Linked DNA regions of Mus musculus: region 2 is linked to region 1. Evidence: chromatin loops called from intact Hi-C (ENCODE). Cell type or tissue: heart. All regions are shown on one strand. Links, peaks and the distances in the headings refer to the core of each region. The heading gives the core; the rest is flanking DNA. Region 1 overlaps Blm (Bloom syndrome, RecQ like helicase). Region 2 overlaps Gm42398 (a long non-coding RNA gene).

Region 1 (5,000 bases), core at 1-5,000:
CCCCAGGCTCCAAAATATTGGGATTTTCATAAGCTATTTCATCCTAAAATGTTTATTTTTTTTTTAATTGAAAATTTCTTTACGTTTTTATTACCCCCAATGATGGAGTTAATTCTCTCTCTCTAAGCAGATGTGCTGAGCTGGATATCTAGAGGAAGCAGGCAGAATCCATAGTTGAAGTCCTAGTGCACTAGGACTTCTGAAACTGTGGTCAAGAATCCAGGGGATTTCTGGGGAACTCAGAGACAGGGTGTCCTAGATTTAAGGGAAATAGCAATGCCCTCATCTGTTGCACATTGTCCAAACTGGTCATTTGAGGTAGTTCATGATATTAAATATAATATATTTGTGTTGGAGTCACAGGCTTGTGAAGTTAGAACTTTAAAGTTGCTGTGGTGTAGTCCCGTAAAGCAAATATGACAAGGCTGGTGGTACATGTCTGTAATCCCAGCCCAGTAATGAGGCAAGAGGATCATGAGTCTGATAAAAGCTTGGGTTACATAGTGAGAACCCTGTCTCAAAACAGACAAACAAACAAACAGACAGGACTGGCCAGGCATGGTGGCACACACCTTTAATTCCAGCACTGAGGCAGCAGAGGCAGGTATATTTCTGAAAGTTTAAGGCCAGCCTGGTCTACACAGTGCGTTCTAGGCCAGCCAGGGCTTAATAATTGAGAGCTAGTCTCAAACAACTACCACAACCACCCAACAAAAGCCCCAAGGCCTGGGGATGTCGTTCAGTGGAACAAAGCTTGCCTAGCATGTACATGCAAGGCCCTGGTTTGATCCCTACCAACCCCCACATTTGCTTACACAAAACAGAAGCTAGGAGTGCACATAAGCTATTTGAGTCCGAAGTTTAAGATCAAGAAATGAGGCTGGTGAGGCGCTGAGCAGGGTAGGTGCTTTCTGCTATGCCCGATGACCTGGGCTTAATTCTTGGAACCTATACGGTAAAAGGCGAGAACCAACTCACGTAAGTTGTTCTCTGACCACGACACATGCACTGTGGCATGCACCTGTGCATGTACACACAGGAAATAAATTAAAATGCAATAAAAACCACTGGTGTATACTTTCCATTAATAGGCAATCATTATTATTAAAGAATCAAATTACTATTGTACTTCCATTTTCTGAGTATTATTTTTTCAAATGGTTGCTAGGTTATCGTGATTTGAATACTTAGACTTAATAACACAAATTTTTTTAAGAGTTATGAAAGACCATTATTTATTTATTTATTTTTGGTTTTTTGAAACAGGGTTTCTCTGTGTAGCCCTGGCTGTCCTGGAACTCACTTTGTAGACCAGGCTGTCCTGGAACTCAGAAGTTCGCCTGCCTCTGCCTCCCAAGTGCTGGGATTAAAGGCATGAGCCAACACTGCCTGGCGAAAGACCATATTTTTGACAAGCCTGTTTTGAGTTGAAAATATACATGGGTCATGCACTTAATGTCCCTGAAGATGCTGGGTAACATAGCAGGTGTAAACTGCTGGTCACTGACCCTGGCGATTGTACGGCTGACTGCAAGTTGAGGCTGCCAGCACCACACATCACAAGATAAAATCAAACTGTATTTCACTAGCTCATAAAAGTATAGGGGTGGAGAGATAGCTCAGTGGTTGAAAGCACTTGCTGTTCATGTAGAGGATATAGGTTTGGTTCTCAGGGCCCACATGGCAGACCATATTCAGCTATCAAGGAATCTGATGCCCTCTTCTAGTTTTCACAGGCACCAGGCACACATGTGGTTGACATGTACATTCGGGCATTTACATATACATATAAAATAAATTTTAGATGGGGTTGAAGAGATGGCTCAGCGGTTAAGACCACTAGCTGCTCTTCCAGAGGCTATGAGTTCAATTCCCAGCAACCACATGGTGGCTCACAACCATCTGTAATGGGATCTGACGCCCTCTTCTGGTGTGTCTGAAGTAAGCAACAGGGCACTCAAGTACATTAAATAAATAAATAAATAAATAAATAAATAAATGTTAAAAAAAAAAATTAGAGCCTTCCTCCCAAGCCTCCCCCTACCAAATTTAAAATTTAAAGTATGGCTTAATTGAACAAATTAAGCTATCATAAAGCTGAAATCAATCAAGGCACCATACATGGAAGGCTGCTTGTCCAGGTTCTGTTTAAGAATACAAACCAGCCATCCACATATGAACAACTCATTGCTTTGTGCTGAGTATCCTTGGTGCAGTAAAGATCACACTCAGGCTTTACAGTTAGATGAACTTGGAGATTAGGGACCTGCGCCTCACCACTTCTCCAGCTCATCCTCTCCTTGACAATAAGGTAAGCAATTGTCTCATCGTTTAGAACTGTGGTAAAGATAAAATGAGCTGACAGGTAGTAAAGCATTTAAGACAGCAAGAGGTGGCTTGGTGGTTCACTGCTGCAGTACCAGCACTTAAGACTGAGGCAGGGGATCACAAGTTCAAGGCCAACCTGGGCTATACCAAGTGAGACTGTATCTCAAAAGAAAACCAACTAAACAAACAAAAAGCCCAACAAACAACAATAAGAAACTAGCAACCTTGTTTTAAAAAACAAAAACAAAACAACCAACCCAACTGAAAAAACTGCCCTAACATGGGAAGTGAGGATGACCCACACTGCACCAATGATGCCAGTGCATCAGGCCGTTCCTCCCATAAATGGTCCTTCACGTTCCCTAGGGCAAGTTACAAAATCTCTTTGTAGCTCACTTTTTCACAGGAGTTACTGTGGCTAGTGCCATTTCCCATGATCAGTACCTGTGCCAGCATAAAGGAGACCAGAGTCTCAAAAACATAGGATTATAAAACATATTTAAGGGAGCACACACACCGGGCGTGGTGGCGCACGCCTTTAATCCCAGCACTCGGGAGGTAGAGGCAGGCGGATTTCTGAGTTCGAGGCCAGCCTGGTCTACAAAGTGAGTTCCAGGACAGCCAGGGCTATAAAGAGAAACCCTGTCTCGAAAAACCAAAAAAAAAAAAAAAAAAAAAAAAAAGAAGAGAGCACACATGATAAAATCAGCCTCCTAAGCCAGTTGACATTAAGGTGACATATTTAAGTATACCCACGCTGAAAGGCATCTGTACAAGGCTGTGATGACACACGGTGATGACCGTGAAGTCAGTAAAAAGCTTAGGATTCTATAACATAATTACATTTACATTTTACTTATGTGCACAAATGCACACCAATATATGCATGTATGTACATATGCTAGCTCATATATGTGTGGACAGAAAACATCTCTTGGGGGTACTGAGCTCAGGTTATCAGGCTTGGTGACAAGCATCTAACCACTGAGACATCTCACAGACCACCCATTTACATTCTAAGACACTTGCACTTGGGAAAGGCGAACACTGAACACAAGGTGCTGCCTGCCTCTAATGGAAAAGGGTAAAGTAGAAGATGGATTCACAGGGGAATTTGGCTTTATTGCCCGTCCTGTCCTTTTTCCTTTCCTCCTTCCTCTAAGACTGGTTCTCACTATCCTCTCATTTTTTCTGAGACAGGGTTTCATTTTGTTGCCTGGGCCAGCCTCATTCAGTTCAATTCCTAGGTTCAAGCAAGGGAGACTCAGTCATACACCTCTATTCCTGGCTCTCCCCAACTCTCCACTAACCTGGATGGTTCTTATAGTTCTTCAAGAGTTCATTATTTCCCTGGAAGGGGTGTAATATGTAAGGGTGCGTAAGACTGGGTCTGGAAGGGTATAGAGGAACCCACGATCTGGAGGGTTAGCCTGCCTAGTCTGGAACACACTTTGTACATGTCAGCATCACATGACTTCACTAAACAAGAATGTATATCTTTATAATAAACCTAAATAAACTTTACAATATATATTAAATGCCTTCATTTTTCTATGACTAATGAGAATAGGACCCAAGTACTACAACAGCAGGGGCAGACTGTACTCATGAGATGGACCATGACAGACAGGATGTGGTATGTGGCTTACTCATTATAAGTCTCTTCAGTCTGGTCACATCATGATATGTATAGAAAAGCACGCAGTGAGATATTTCCCCATCTCTTCCAGCTCGGCCGGATTCTTGATAATAACCCTCCATAGATTTAGGAAGAGATGCATGAATCACAAATCGCACGTCAGGTTTGTCAATTCCCATTCCAAACGCAATTGTCGCACAGATAACCTGATATGAAAATAGAAGCCTATTAGACTCATAATGCATTAACTAACAATTTAAAAGAACTGTGTACAACAGTACTTAGCATGACCAAGGTGAGATTTTCATATTGGTAACCTATGATTCTATTCAGATCCAAGGAGGTAGAGGATCCTGCTCAGGGTGGCAGGATCTTCCTGTGGACTTGGTATCGCCATCAGAAGGATTCTGCATCAACTGCAAGCAGACCTTTCTGTGCTGATTGTCCCTGACAGGCATGTGTGGTGGGGTTGTTTACAGAGCCATGGCATTCATGTTAAGGTGCGTAAGCAATAGCCTGGGCTCCAGGGTGGTCTCTAGCCCTAAGGTAATTGCTGCTGGTTCTTCCCAGGCTCAGAAACAACGATATTATCTGCTCTAGTATTTACCATCAATCTTCAAGATGCAACCGAGTGATCGTATGCTAACTCATGTTATTCAACCACTGATTTCAAAGTAAAAACTTATGCAATTTTAACTGTAGATAAGCCTGAGTTGCTTATACAGAAAGAAAACAAAATGACAAAAACCATAAGAACAAAACAGAGGGGCTGGTGAGATGGCTCAGTGGTTAAGAGCGCCGACTGCTCTTCCGAAGGTCCCGAGTTCAAATCCCAGCAACCACATGGTGGCTCACAACCATCCGTAATGAAATCTGATGCCCTCTTCTGGAGTATCTGAAGACAGCTACAGTGTACTTACATTAAATAAATAAATAAATAAATAAATAAATCTAAAAAAAAAAAAAAAGAACAAAACAGAACAAACAGAAAGGCCAAGGACTGTTCTTCTCGGTCCATATGAATTAGAATCAT
Region 2 (12,400 bases), core at 4,007-9,006, 70 kb after region 1:
GCTGGCATGCAGATGCCGAGGGTGAAGCTTCAGTTCTAGTGGGTAGCTTCCACCATGAATGCAGCCCGGTGATGCCTGATCTTCTATTTTTGTAACTTTTAGTTTTTTTGAGACCGGACCTTACATAGCCCAGGTTGGCCTCAAACCTCCACCAAATTGTGTAGGAGAAGCTGACCTTGAACTCCCGATCCACCTACTTACACTTCCCAAATACTAGGATTACATATTCCACCAAAGTGGGCTCTTGTTAATTTTTTTCTCTTCCAACCCTGTCATCTGTCCTTACCCTCTTTTTATTTTATTTATTTATTTATTTATTTATTTATTTATTTTGGTTTTTTGAGACAGGGTTTCTCTGTATAGCCTTGGCTGTCCTGGAACTCACTCTGTAGACCAGGCTGGCCTCCAACTCAGAAATCCACCTGCCTCTGCCTCCCAAGTGCTGGGATCAAAGGCGTATGCCACCACTGCCGGACCCTTTCCCTCTTTTAAGGAGTAAATTCAAACTGTTACAACAATATGGAAAACAGTACAAAGGATTTGAAAGATACTAAAAGTTACCTCATGACCCAGAAACATCTCCTCTGACATATACCCAAAGAAAATTAATAAATAACTTCCTAAAGCTATCAGCTTTCCCTTGTTCATTGCTGCATAATCCACAATAGCCAAGATATGAAAATAAGCTGTCAGGAGAAAGACGGGAAATGCACATCAGAATAGTAATTAGCCTGGTAAAAAGAACCAGATCTTTCCATTTAGGGACATTATGCTAAGTGAAATAAGCCAGACACAGTAAATTATTATTGCATGATCTTATATGTGGGATCTTTATAAAATTTAAATATTCATATCTAGAGAAAACTGGTGGAGAGTTGTGGGTTAGAGGACACATATAGTGAAAATACCTAGAGATCCAAAATACAATATGCAAGTTCTATATATTGCATTTGTGCTAAACTATTATGAGTTACAAAAACCAAGGAAGTATAGCTGCAGATGATGACTAGACTCATGTGTTTCATTATTGTAAATTTCTTACTATCTATATGTGTCTGCATCTTTAGGCATCCTGCTGACAAACTGATAAAATGTTTTTAAAGCTGCGTCTATGTAGCCCTAGCTAGCCTGTTACTTAATTATGTAGACTAAGCTGGCCTCAAACTTAGAGACATCTGCCTGCCTCTGCCTTCTGAGTGCTAGGAAGTGCAGGCATGCCTTGAAATTTCCTTCCTTCCTTCCTTCCTTCCTTCCTTCCTTCCTTCCTTCCTTCCTTTTTTTTCTCTTTTTCCCTTTTCTTTTTCCTTCCTTCCTTCCTTTCCTCCTCATTTCTTCTTTCTCTCTTTTGTTTGTTCTTTCTTTCTGAGACAGGGTTTCTTTGTGTAGTCTTGGCTGTCCTGAAACTCACTCTGTAGATCAGCCTCGCTTTGAACTCTGAGATCCACTTACCTCTGCCTCCCAAGTGTTGGCATTAAAGGTGGTTAACACAACTACCCAGCTATGCATTGAAATTTTAATGCCCTTGCCTTCCAAGGAGCATGCCTGCAGCACCAGACCCCAATAATTAAGCAGTTTTTAAATAGCAAATGGAAAAGCATACAGAATAGAGGTAAGAAGAAGATATGAACAATCTACCAAAAAGAGTAGAACCAACAACACTGGGACTCAAGTGGTCGCACCCAGGCAGTAAGTGTGATGCTCACAACTTCCTGAAGGAACACTTAGCTAAATGTGCCTGCATGTCACATTCTCCTTTTTCGTTTATCTTCACTTCTCTGTCCCTAGTCAAGTCATTGTGCTAGATGGGCCCTGAAGAACTACAATACATCTGGGCTCAGTCTGTCGAGAGGGACAATACATAAGTTAATATTCATAGTAGCAATACAAGTTAGCTGTGGTGGTGCATGCTTATAATTGAAACACTCGGGAGGCAGATGCAGGAAGATCTCCAATTTGAGGTCAGCCTGAGGTATGTAGCCAGACCCTGTCCCAAAACAAAACAGTACCAATCAATGTCATGAACATGCTAGCTCAAGTTATGCTATCACAACAGGGATGCAAATGCAGATGTGGAGGACCAGAAAAGACTGCAGAGAAGGTGCCCTGATCTGAGGGCAAGTGAAAGACCAGCACGCTTCCATGTAAGGCTTAAAAGTCATCTTATAGTAAAAACAAACTAGGTTCACTTCTGTTTATGATTCAGCCTCTGTTTCTCAATGTCCCTATGTCCCACCTATAAGTACACATGGTTCTGTACCGCCTATTCTAGGAATGGCAATCACATCTTCATTTCAGGAGGTCATTATAACTAGCTTGCTATGTGTATGTTCTGCTCCTGTAACCCTGAGTATTTTGCCCACCAAACCCCTCATTTGGAAACCCCCTACCCTGAGCTATAAAAGCCTGTCTTCCTCATATTCAGGGCTGATCTCTAAAATTCCAATTTAGGGTGGGACAGCCAGCTGATCAGTCTCGGGTGCACCTCTAAAATAAATGATGCTGCAGTTAGATGGTTGTAGGTTGGGTCTCTCTCCTCACACTTTTCAGACTTAACGGTAAGGCCAGGAAATCGGGGAAGGGTTACAGCTCAGTGGTAGAGCAGGAGCTTAGCTTAGCACAGAGAAGGCTCTGGATTCCACCTTCAGTACAACCTTCCTCAGAGCTCAGCAAGATAGAAAGACTACAAGGCAGCTTTGATGAAATGCAAGAAGATGGAGCTACAGAGCCAGACTCTGTCTCTACACAAAATGGTAGCAATCGAAGCCACGAACATGCTATCTCAGGTCACGGTATCAGCAGACCCTCCACATCTGCATATGCAGGATCACATCTGGGGGGACTTTGTGATAGTAAGAGTGGGTGATGAGAGGTTTGCCTGGCAACAGCATGTGTCTCAGAGAGAGAGAAAGAGAAAGAGGGGGGCGGGGTTCTACATCCACATAGTCCTTGGTTTCAACCAACCTTGAACTTTTTTTTTTTCATTTTTTTTTGTCTATGTAGTCCTGGCTGGCCTCAAACCCACAGAGATATGCCTGCCTTTGTCTTGTAGGTGCTGGAAGAGAAGGCATGCACCACCAAAACCAGACTGAATTTTCTTTTTAATGTTGTCTTGTTGTGTTGTTTTTTAAGCAGTACTTACAGCTGGATATGTCTGGTCATACTTGTACTCCCAGAACTCTGAGGTAGAATTGCCATGAGTATGAGACCAGCTTGGACTGCAGAGTGGAGGCCATGTCTCAAAACAAATTGAGGACAGAAAAGCCTCTAGCCGGGCGTAGTGGCGCACACCTTTAATCCCAGCACTCAGGAGGCAGAGGCAGGCAGATTTTTGAGTTCGAGGCCAGCCTGGTCTACAGAGTGAGTTCCAGGACAGCCAGGGCTACACAGAGAAACCCTGTCTCAAAAACCCAAAAAAAAAAAAAAAAAAAAAAAAGAAAAAGAAAAAGAAAAAGTAAAAAGAAAAGCCTCTAACCATCCATCCATCTTGTGTTAGGTATTGCAATTTAGAGATGATTTCAATTTTATTGTGGGGCTGGGAGTGTAGTTCAAAGGTAGAATATTTGCCCTGAGTGCTCAAAATCCCCTATATTGGGGATGGGCACACCCATATTGTATATTCTAACAAGAGGAAATGTTGTGGGACATCCACCAGAGAAGGATGCTCAGTCATAGGCTTTTGCCAATAGACAGTCTTTATTAGCCAGTTGGCAGCCACACTGGGTATTCAGAATCCCAATGTAGCCCCAAGTCTTTCTCAGAGTGAGCTTTTTAGCACAAAAAACCATGTCCTGGGTTGACATATTTCAGTTAACAAAAACAGTTAGCCAGAAGCAGAACTACAGAAACCAAAAAGCAAGCTGAGTCCATTTTGAGACTTCCTCAGAACTATATGACTTGATAGATTAGGTCTTTGTTTTCATTTGGGCAGGTGGTGCTGGCTGCACGCTGAGTGTTACAGCCTGAGTGGTACTTCCATCATGGAGTCAGTTGTGCTAAGGTCTAGAGCCCTGTAATAAAATGGATATCTTGGTTAATGCTACTGTTGTCAGGAACTCCAAAGGGAATGGGGAGTGTTTGTCAAACCTTGCATTATGAGTGGTGTATGTAAAGCCGGCTGTGAGAGTCATTTACATTTTGTGCATCCACGAGGCAAAACTTTGTAGGCTCCCCCAGCCTGAAGCAGGCTGATCCAGACTTTGACCTTGCTGCCATTAGAAGGAGATTACCTAGGGTGGAGCCTTCGGACCTAGATGGCTCTTTTGTTCTGTCACCAGACACTGCTCTCTCCAAGACACTGCTACCTGTTGAGAGACCCCTGATATGTTCCTGAGAAACATCCTATCCTGCATGTCGCCTACAGGCTGGCTCCAGGAATGGACTGGCGGGGGATGGGCCTTCCCCCTTATAAGCACACTCTCTTAGTAAACTGTCTTGGCCTTGAACAGAATCGTGCCTTGGTCTCCATTAATCTCTCTTGCTGCCTAAGTCTTTTTCAGCCCCAGCCTGCCTCCCAGGTGTACCCAGTTCACATAGGCCGCAGGCCGGTATACAACAAAACTTTTTTACCTTGGAGGAGACAATCTTTAGGTGATGGTAAAGAACTTTCATCTCATAAATATGAAAGTGAAAATATTTGTTGGCCAAAGCTTCTTGAGGTAAGATGGTCACCAGGAGTTGACTGAGTGTGCAGACCTCTGAGCTTACAGGTCTAAGAAATCCACCATGCTCACTGAGCTTCACCCCCTTTGGTGACTGGCAGTCCCATCCCATCAGCCATGGGCTACATGAAGTCCTGCAGGGGTAGGGAGCTGGATGAGGTGGCTCTTGTCAGAAACTCCACACTTAGGAAGTGGAGTCAGAAAGACATCATGAGCCTGAGCTATGTAAGAAGACCCTGACTCAAAGCCATACAAGACAGGCTTTGATTATCACATTAATTAAGGTTTGTGTGTTTGTTTAAGACAAAGGCTCTGTGTAGCCTAGGGTAACCCCAAGCTCATGGCAAACTTCCTGCCTCAGTCTCTCAATTACTAGAATTCTAGGGACGAGTCACCAGGCTTCACTTTATATTTTTAGTTGTAGAATCTGATGTCACTTCAGTCTATAAAAGAGCCTGAGAATTCTGCTGGTCAGGGCAGGGAGTGGTCAGTTTTCCAGACAGAGAAGGGTTGAAAGAGAGCAGAGCAGAGAGCAGAGGTCTTTCCCGAGGCACTGTCCCTGTGAGGCAGGGACAGACTGGGGCGCTAAGCGGGTGTCTGTTCTTCATGTTCCTTTTTATGGGAATTACAGGATTAAGGGATATAGAGGTAAAGTGGAGGGAGGCTCATTGCAATGCCAACAGAAACTTGCCCGTTGAGCAAACTTGGCTGTTTCTCTGGATTTCGAGGACAGTTAGAGATGGAGCTTCATTTGTGACTCCATTTAACTTTTAGTCTTGTCTGTTTATAGAGTCTGCAGGGCAACTCCCGAGTCCAAAGAGGAGTTGTAGATACATACACATTATATGTGTGTGTGTGTGTGTGTGTGTAAATATATACACATTATATATATAATATTACACATATTATATATATAATTACATTTGTATTTTTGGAGACAAAGTCTTACTAGGTAGCTTTGGCTATCCCAGAACTCCCTCTGTAGACCAGGCTAGCCTCAAATACACAGAATTTGCCTGCCTCTGCCTCATGCCCAACTTAAAAAAAAATTTTTTTTGAGACAAGGTCTCATGTAGTCCAGGCTAGTCTCAAACTCTCTATGTAGCTGAAAATGACCTTGAACTTCTTCTGAGCCTCCTGGGTCTGTGTCCCAGGTATGGGAATTATAGGAGTGTATTACCACACCTGGTTTGTGTGTGTGTGTGTGTGTGTGTGTGTGTGTGTGTGTTCTTATGACATGAATAGTCTGAAGTCTCCGTCAGTATTCAGTCATCCTTCATACCCTCCTGCAAATACTACTGTGGTGTGGGTGTGGGCTTCAACATAAGCATTCAGGTCATAACACCCCCTCTAACATGGGCAGGCTTTGTCTAATCAGTGAAAAGCCAGAAAGAAAAACAAAAACAAAACAAAGATTGGGCTTTTTTTTCATGCAAGAGGAATTTTACAGTAGACAATCTAAGATTTTATTAGCCATGCTGGGTCTTCCTAGTGGCATTTATTTATTCAGTTACTTACTTACTTATAGACAAAAGGTTATGTATCCCAGGCTGGTCTTAAATGCACTGTGTAGCTAAAGATGACTTAGAACTTCTGTTCCTCTGCCTCTACCTCCCAAGTGCTGAGATGAAAGGCTTAGTTCATGCAGCCGTGGGGATTTAACTCAGAGCTTCATGCACACTAGACATACACCATACTAACTGGTTACACTCCCAATCCCCCTGGTGGCTTTGAAGCCAGAACACTGGGGCAATAGAGATGGCTTAGAGACCGAGGACTTCCTGCACATCCAGAGGACTCCAGTTTGATCCCCAGCACCCAGTAATGCAGCTCATGTCCAAGTGTTCCTCCAGCTCCAGGGGATCTGACGTTCTTTCTAACTTCAGGGGGCACCCACACACTGCGGCATAAATTCATACAGCACATGCTCACATAAACACAGATACACGGACAGACACACACACAAACACACACACACACACACACACACACACACACACACACACACCACTTCTTCTCCAGCGTCTTCTGTACCACAAGGCCACCTTACAGAGTTTGAATTTACCAGCCCAGAAATTGCATAACCTAGTTCTCTTGTCCTGCCCATGGCTGGCCCCAGATCTGTCATGCGTATCTTGACTCTGCTTACGATCTCTACACTCTTCTGTTTTTGAGCAGCTACACACTGCTGCTGTTATCCATTCTATTCTTCTTATCCTTGTGGATTTGTTGTAGTTAAAACATAGCTTACCTATAGCATATCAGGGACTTGGAAGGCATGAGCTCAGATGTGCATATTTAATCTGCAAGTCAGCTGGGACTCCCGTACCCTCTATTTCTTAAAAATGATTTAGATAACATTTCCTAGAAACTGTGTTCTTATCTAATATGTTAGCAGCCTTCTGTTGGCCTCCTCCTCATTAAAGGGCCTCAAAAGAGATTTCTTAATCTCCCTTTCTTCTGTGTCCTTAAGAGCCATGAGGCTGCTAAAATAGATTACAATTATGCTTGTCCCTAGCTCATTGGGTGTACACAGTGTATTGGTGAAATAGAGACACTCTCTGTTCTGGAGAAGCGGCTGCTCTCAAGAGGCCCGAGCTCCATGTCATTCCATTAATGCATACCTTCTTGTCCATGTCTGGCCTTTGCTGGCAGGAAATAGTAAAATATGCTTCAATACAAAACTGCTATTGCAGCTAACCCAAGCTAACACCATTAAATAATTACCTTGATCTCAAAACCTAAAAGGCTTTTTCCCTCTTTAAACAAGTCCTAGTAGTACCGCATTACAGTAAGTACTTTGCTCTCTTCCACCATTAAAAAAGAAAAAAGAGTTAACTGTGATCCTGCAAACCCAGAGTGATGGAGCAACTGTCTATTGCTTAGCGATGCCCTCCTAGCTTCGTGGCATCTGATGTGCAGGCACCCCTACCCTGGGGGAGCTGCTTCCCTTTTCTCCCTGACCCTCTTTAGAGTAGGTTGTGTACCTCAGGTCCAGTCCTGTCTAAAGAACTCAAATACAAAGAAGGCCAAGTGTGGCAGAGAGTGTCCTTCCTAATCCTGGAGCTTTCAGTGCTGAGGCAGGAGGATGTGAAGTTCAAGATCATACACAGATACCTGTATTGAAAGAAAAAACAAGAAAGGAAATATAATAAATAAAATGTATAAAATACCCAAAGGCAGTTCTGGTCAGCTATCCAAGTCGTTGACTTTCACCTTACTAATCTCCACTGGTCACATTGTCTTTACACAGTTCTCTAAATAGACACAGCCTTTCTACTGCTAATTCCAAAACACTAAAAACCTCACAACTGTCTTGTGGGTTTGGTTTTAATGTTATAACCTCCTGCCTTCACACACAACGAGTCCTGATTAGACAGGTTCATTCCTTGATGGTGATTGGTCTAGCATTGCCACATTGGAGGGTTCTGACCAATGAGACATGAAGAGACATCTCACAGGAAGATGCCCAAGGAAAGTTTCCTGGTTCCCAAAAAGAGCTAGGAAAAGCCCTCCTCTTTTGCTAATCATTGTTAGGCCTTGATGTGGTATCTGGAGCTACAGCGGTTAATCCCACAGATGTGAGGAGAAAGACCACAATCCTAAAACATCAACGCCAAGTTAATTAAAGCAAGAAATTAATTATAGAAAACCTTTTTATTTGTGTGCACAAATTATATCTCTCTAAAGGTGGGGTTCAAGAGATAAGTACTGGACTTGGATGACATAGGGGTCTCTATAGTTCAGCAGTAGGGGGTTCCAAATGGAGGATTTGGCAGGCAAGTAGGCGGAGCCCCAGAAGTGGAACAAGCATGACATGCCTGTCATAACAACCTGAAACAAAGATGTGATTGCAAGGCAGTCATAATAAGGGGTCATAACAGGGGTAACGAGGTGTCGTACTTTCTGAAACAACGGCATCATTATCATTTCCTTGAACAGGCAGTACAGAACAACTCATAGTTAAGGTTATAGGCGAGGTGTAGCCCAATCCTTAAGAAGCAGGGATTTAATCATAAACAGGCATGAACCTAGTTTGACTTTAGTATAAAATAGCTTTCAGGCCCAGCCTGGAGGCTGGCTGATTTATCACAGCAGACTTTCTATGACCAGGGAAGAGCCTAGCTTGGGGAAAGCTAGAGAAGAAAGGAAGGCTGTGAGTTCTCTACTACATTGCTAACCATACCAACTGTGGTGTCGCCTGATTAAATGAGATAGTAAGACACTCCAGTTCCTTACAGTTAATGTGAAATTGAATGTAGTAAGAGCTCCCCTCCCCATCCCCATTTGACCCTTTAAAGTATATTTCCAGTTCTTTCTTGAATCAAGGGGCTGGATTTGGCAGCAGATTCAAGAGTGCAGCCATGTCCTTGTTAAGTAGTTACTACACTCTGTGACTGAGGCCATCACCAAAGCCAGGTGGCTGCTATAACAGACTTTCCATTGTAGGTCTTAGTGTGTTTTCTGTTGCTATAACACATACCCAAGGCGGAGTAGTCTATAAAGGAAAGACCTCTTTATCTTCCAACAGTCCTCTTGCTCTCTTTTTTACATTTTTAAAGACAGGGTCTCATGCAGGCCAAGCTGGTGTGAAACTCATTGACTAGCCAAGGATGACCTTGAATTTCTGAACCCTTCTGCCAGCACCTCCTACTTTCCAACTGATGGGATCCAGGCTTGCCTGGCCTCCATTTGGTGGGACACACAAGGGCCATAGCCAGAGCACTGGGTTTCTTGTCAGATTTCTAACCATAACCTCTGCCTTTGCCCTCTCGGGAGCCGGGAGCTCCCCTCGGTGCCCATTTCCAACCTTTGCCAGTTCTCAGGAATCTAAGGTGGACAGTTGGTTTTTTACTTATTCTTGATTTTATTTTTTCTAATTTTAAGAAAATTAATTAATTTGTGGTGTGTGTATGTGTCTCTGTGTGTGTGTCTGGGGGGGGCATCAGATCACCTTGGGGCTGAAGTCGCAGATAGTTGTGAGCAGCCTAACTGGGGTGCTGGGAACTGAACTTGAGTCCTCTATAAGAGCAGTGAATTCTCTTAGCCACTGAAGCACCTTTTCAGGCTCCCGAGCAAATCTTAAACTAGAGAGTGTGGGTGATGGAGACATTCCAGGAAAAGTTCATCAACTGTAGAAAAGTGCCTTTTGGTGGAGGATGTTATTCATGGGGCACTGTGCATGGTGGGCTAGGGAGGATATATGGGGCACTGTGCATGGTGGGCTAGGGAGGATATGAGATATCTTGGTACCTTAAACTGATTTTGCTGTGTAACTAAATTTCTTTTTTAAAAAAAATTAAATTGGGGGCTGGTGAGATGGCTCAGCAGGTAAGAGCACCCGACTGCTCTTCCAAAGGTCCTAAGTTCAAATCCCAGCAACCACATGGTGGCTCACAACCATCCGTAATGAGATCTGACTCCCTCTTCTGGTGTGTCTGAAGACAGCTACAGTGTACTTATATATAATAAATAAATACATCTTTTTAAAAAATTAAATTTAATTAAAAAAAAAAGTTCTAGCTACTGCAACAATTTTTTCCTTTCTTGGTCCATGGCATATCTCTATTTTTACCTACCAGCTAGGTTTCTTTGACAATTGACTTTAACATTTCTGCACTCCAAACTAGACCCCAAATGCAGGGAGCAGTCTTTGAGGGCCGAAGGTCTTACACCACGTGATCTTATTATTGGCGTGGCGATGCTCATGAGTGTTTGCTGTGTTCACAGGATCCTTAAACTGACCCCGTGAATAAAGGGGTAAGATGAAAGTTTTGGTTAAAGTCATTAGATACTTTTAATGGTGTTCCAGTATGTTCTATAGTAGAACACAACTGTCTCACCTTAAGCCTATGGTGGAAAGCCTACAATCCACAATGCCATTATTCTGTTTATGTCCTCCAGGTCAAAAACTGTTGATCACATGAACAGAAATGTATGTTCTCAGGTATATAGGGATATCACCACTGGAAGATTCACAGTTTCTGCTCACCCTCTCCCCAGATCATGTGGTAGGTTGTTCTGGCGTTGTCCTTGTGGGTGCTTTTCCTCTGTCCATTTATGAGGAGACATACCCTGCCAGACTTCTTGCCATCAGGAAAGCACTGCTTTCGCCAAAGAGATTAAGAAGGTGGAGAAAGCCAGGCGTGGTGGTGCACGTCTTTAATCCCAGCACTCGGGAAGCAGAGGCAGGCAGATTTCTGAGTTCGAGGCCAGCCTGGTCTACAAAGTGAGTTCCAGGACAGCCAGGGCTACACAGAAAAACCCTGTTGAAAAACAAAACAAAACAAAACAAAAAAGAAGGTGGAGAAAGGGGCCCACTGTAACTGGGATAAGAAATATACTTTGATTTCAGATGCAGACAAACCTGAACCACTGGCTCTATGCTTGAGCCTGGGAAGGTCTTTGTTTTCTTGTATGTTGGATCCCAAGACACTGCATGCACCTACCTCACTGTTCAAACCCAACCTCAGGTGATGCTGTACAAAACCAGTTCTGGCCAGTATGGTGTGTCCTTGTCCAGGTCCCAGTTCCTTCCCTGCAAGCACACTCCAAAGGAGCAAATGTCCCCGAGTCACATGAGAGCAACTGGGCTTTATCCAAATAACTGTCTCAATACTACCCCTGACCAAAAATACATCCTCCTGACAACTGAAGAGAGAGAGTGTCTTTGAGGATGTTGGGTTTTGAGTCTAGAATACCTAATTTTAGAAAATGAGAAGATTTTAATAAATTTTAACTGAAAAGATATGAATGCCTATTCTGAAAATACTTTTAAGAAATAAGACACCTTAAATAATAACAAGAATAGAAAAGAAATATTACCATATACAAAATTATCATAAAAGAGCTTAAAAGACTTTCTGTACTCAGATTTTTTAAGATCACTCATTCACGAGGCTGGTGAGATGGCTCAGTGGGTGAAGGCGTTTGCTGCCAAACCTGACAAGCTGGGTTTGAACTCTAGAGCCCACAGAAGGGAGGGAGAGGACCGGTTCTCATGAGATGTCCTTTGGTCTCCACGAGTGTGCCTCGGTGCCCATGAATGTGTGCATACATAATAATAAATACATAATTTTAAAATTAAGTACGTTGTTTATTCTTGGGTGGCACACATGTGCCATGGTGGGTGTGTCGAGGGCAGGGACAGTGGTCACTCCCTTCTGCTGTGGGTTTTGGGGACTGAACTCTGGCTGTAGCTTGTGAGGCAAGTGCTTTTACCTGCTGAGCAATCTTACTGCCCCTCATGCTTGTAACTGAAGCACCCTTGTTCTTTGGCTTAAATGTAACTGGACACATACTCTCTAAGTCAGTCAGGGAATAAATGTAACTGGACACATACTCTCTAAGTCAGCCAGGGAATAAATGTAACTGGACACATACTCTCTAAGTCAGCCAGGGAATAAATGTAACTGGACACATACTCTCTAAGTCAGTCAGGAAATAAAGTGGGAATTCTCCTAGACAAGCCTTACATGATAGATTTAACGAATGTGGGCAGAAAAAAAGACAGAATAGGATCTTGATGACAAAAATTGGTCAAGTTATGTGTAGAAGCCTGACCCCACCCACCCAGGTGCCACTCAGAGTTCTTGCCAGGACGAGACTCATCACTATCAAAGAGACAAGGCTTTATTATCTTGAAATATGAATGGACAGGCCCAGGATACTTTCCACTGGGTTTCCAGGAGAAAACTCTTAAAATAAATCATCTGCTAAGTGACTGACTCCTAAATTAGTCA

Evidence for each region. A loop is a pair of places that touch in the nucleus more often than their neighbours do. Peaks named below come from ENCODE experiments on the same cell type or tissue, not always from the same donor. Only the 100,000 strongest peaks of a DNase experiment are listed, where the experiment ranks them.
Region 2: it touches region 1 in a loop (2.6-fold over the local background); 2 of 42 quality-filtered maps call a loop at or near these places.

The regions. Positions count from the first base shown.
Region 1 is chr7:80,470,052-80,475,051 of GRCm38, forward strand. It overlaps Blm (Bloom syndrome, RecQ like helicase), which reads right to left. Exons shown (of 22, transcript NM_001042527.2): 15 at 3,978-4,173. Among named protein-coding and RNA genes, the nearest start is that of Blm, 63 kb to the right of the region's middle. In heart, for the core only: a CTCF peak has its summit at 1,901 (motif pointing left); no DNase peak of the experiment used is centred there.
Region 2 is chr7:80,535,562-80,547,961 of GRCm38, forward strand. Gm42398 (a long non-coding RNA gene) reads right to left here. Exons shown (of 4, transcript XR_882249.1): 4 at 7,599-7,775. Among named protein-coding and RNA genes, the nearest start is that of Blm, 6.6 kb to the left of the region's middle. In heart, for the core only: no CTCF peak of the experiment used is centred there; no DNase peak of the experiment used is centred there; H3K27ac peaks cover 237 bases.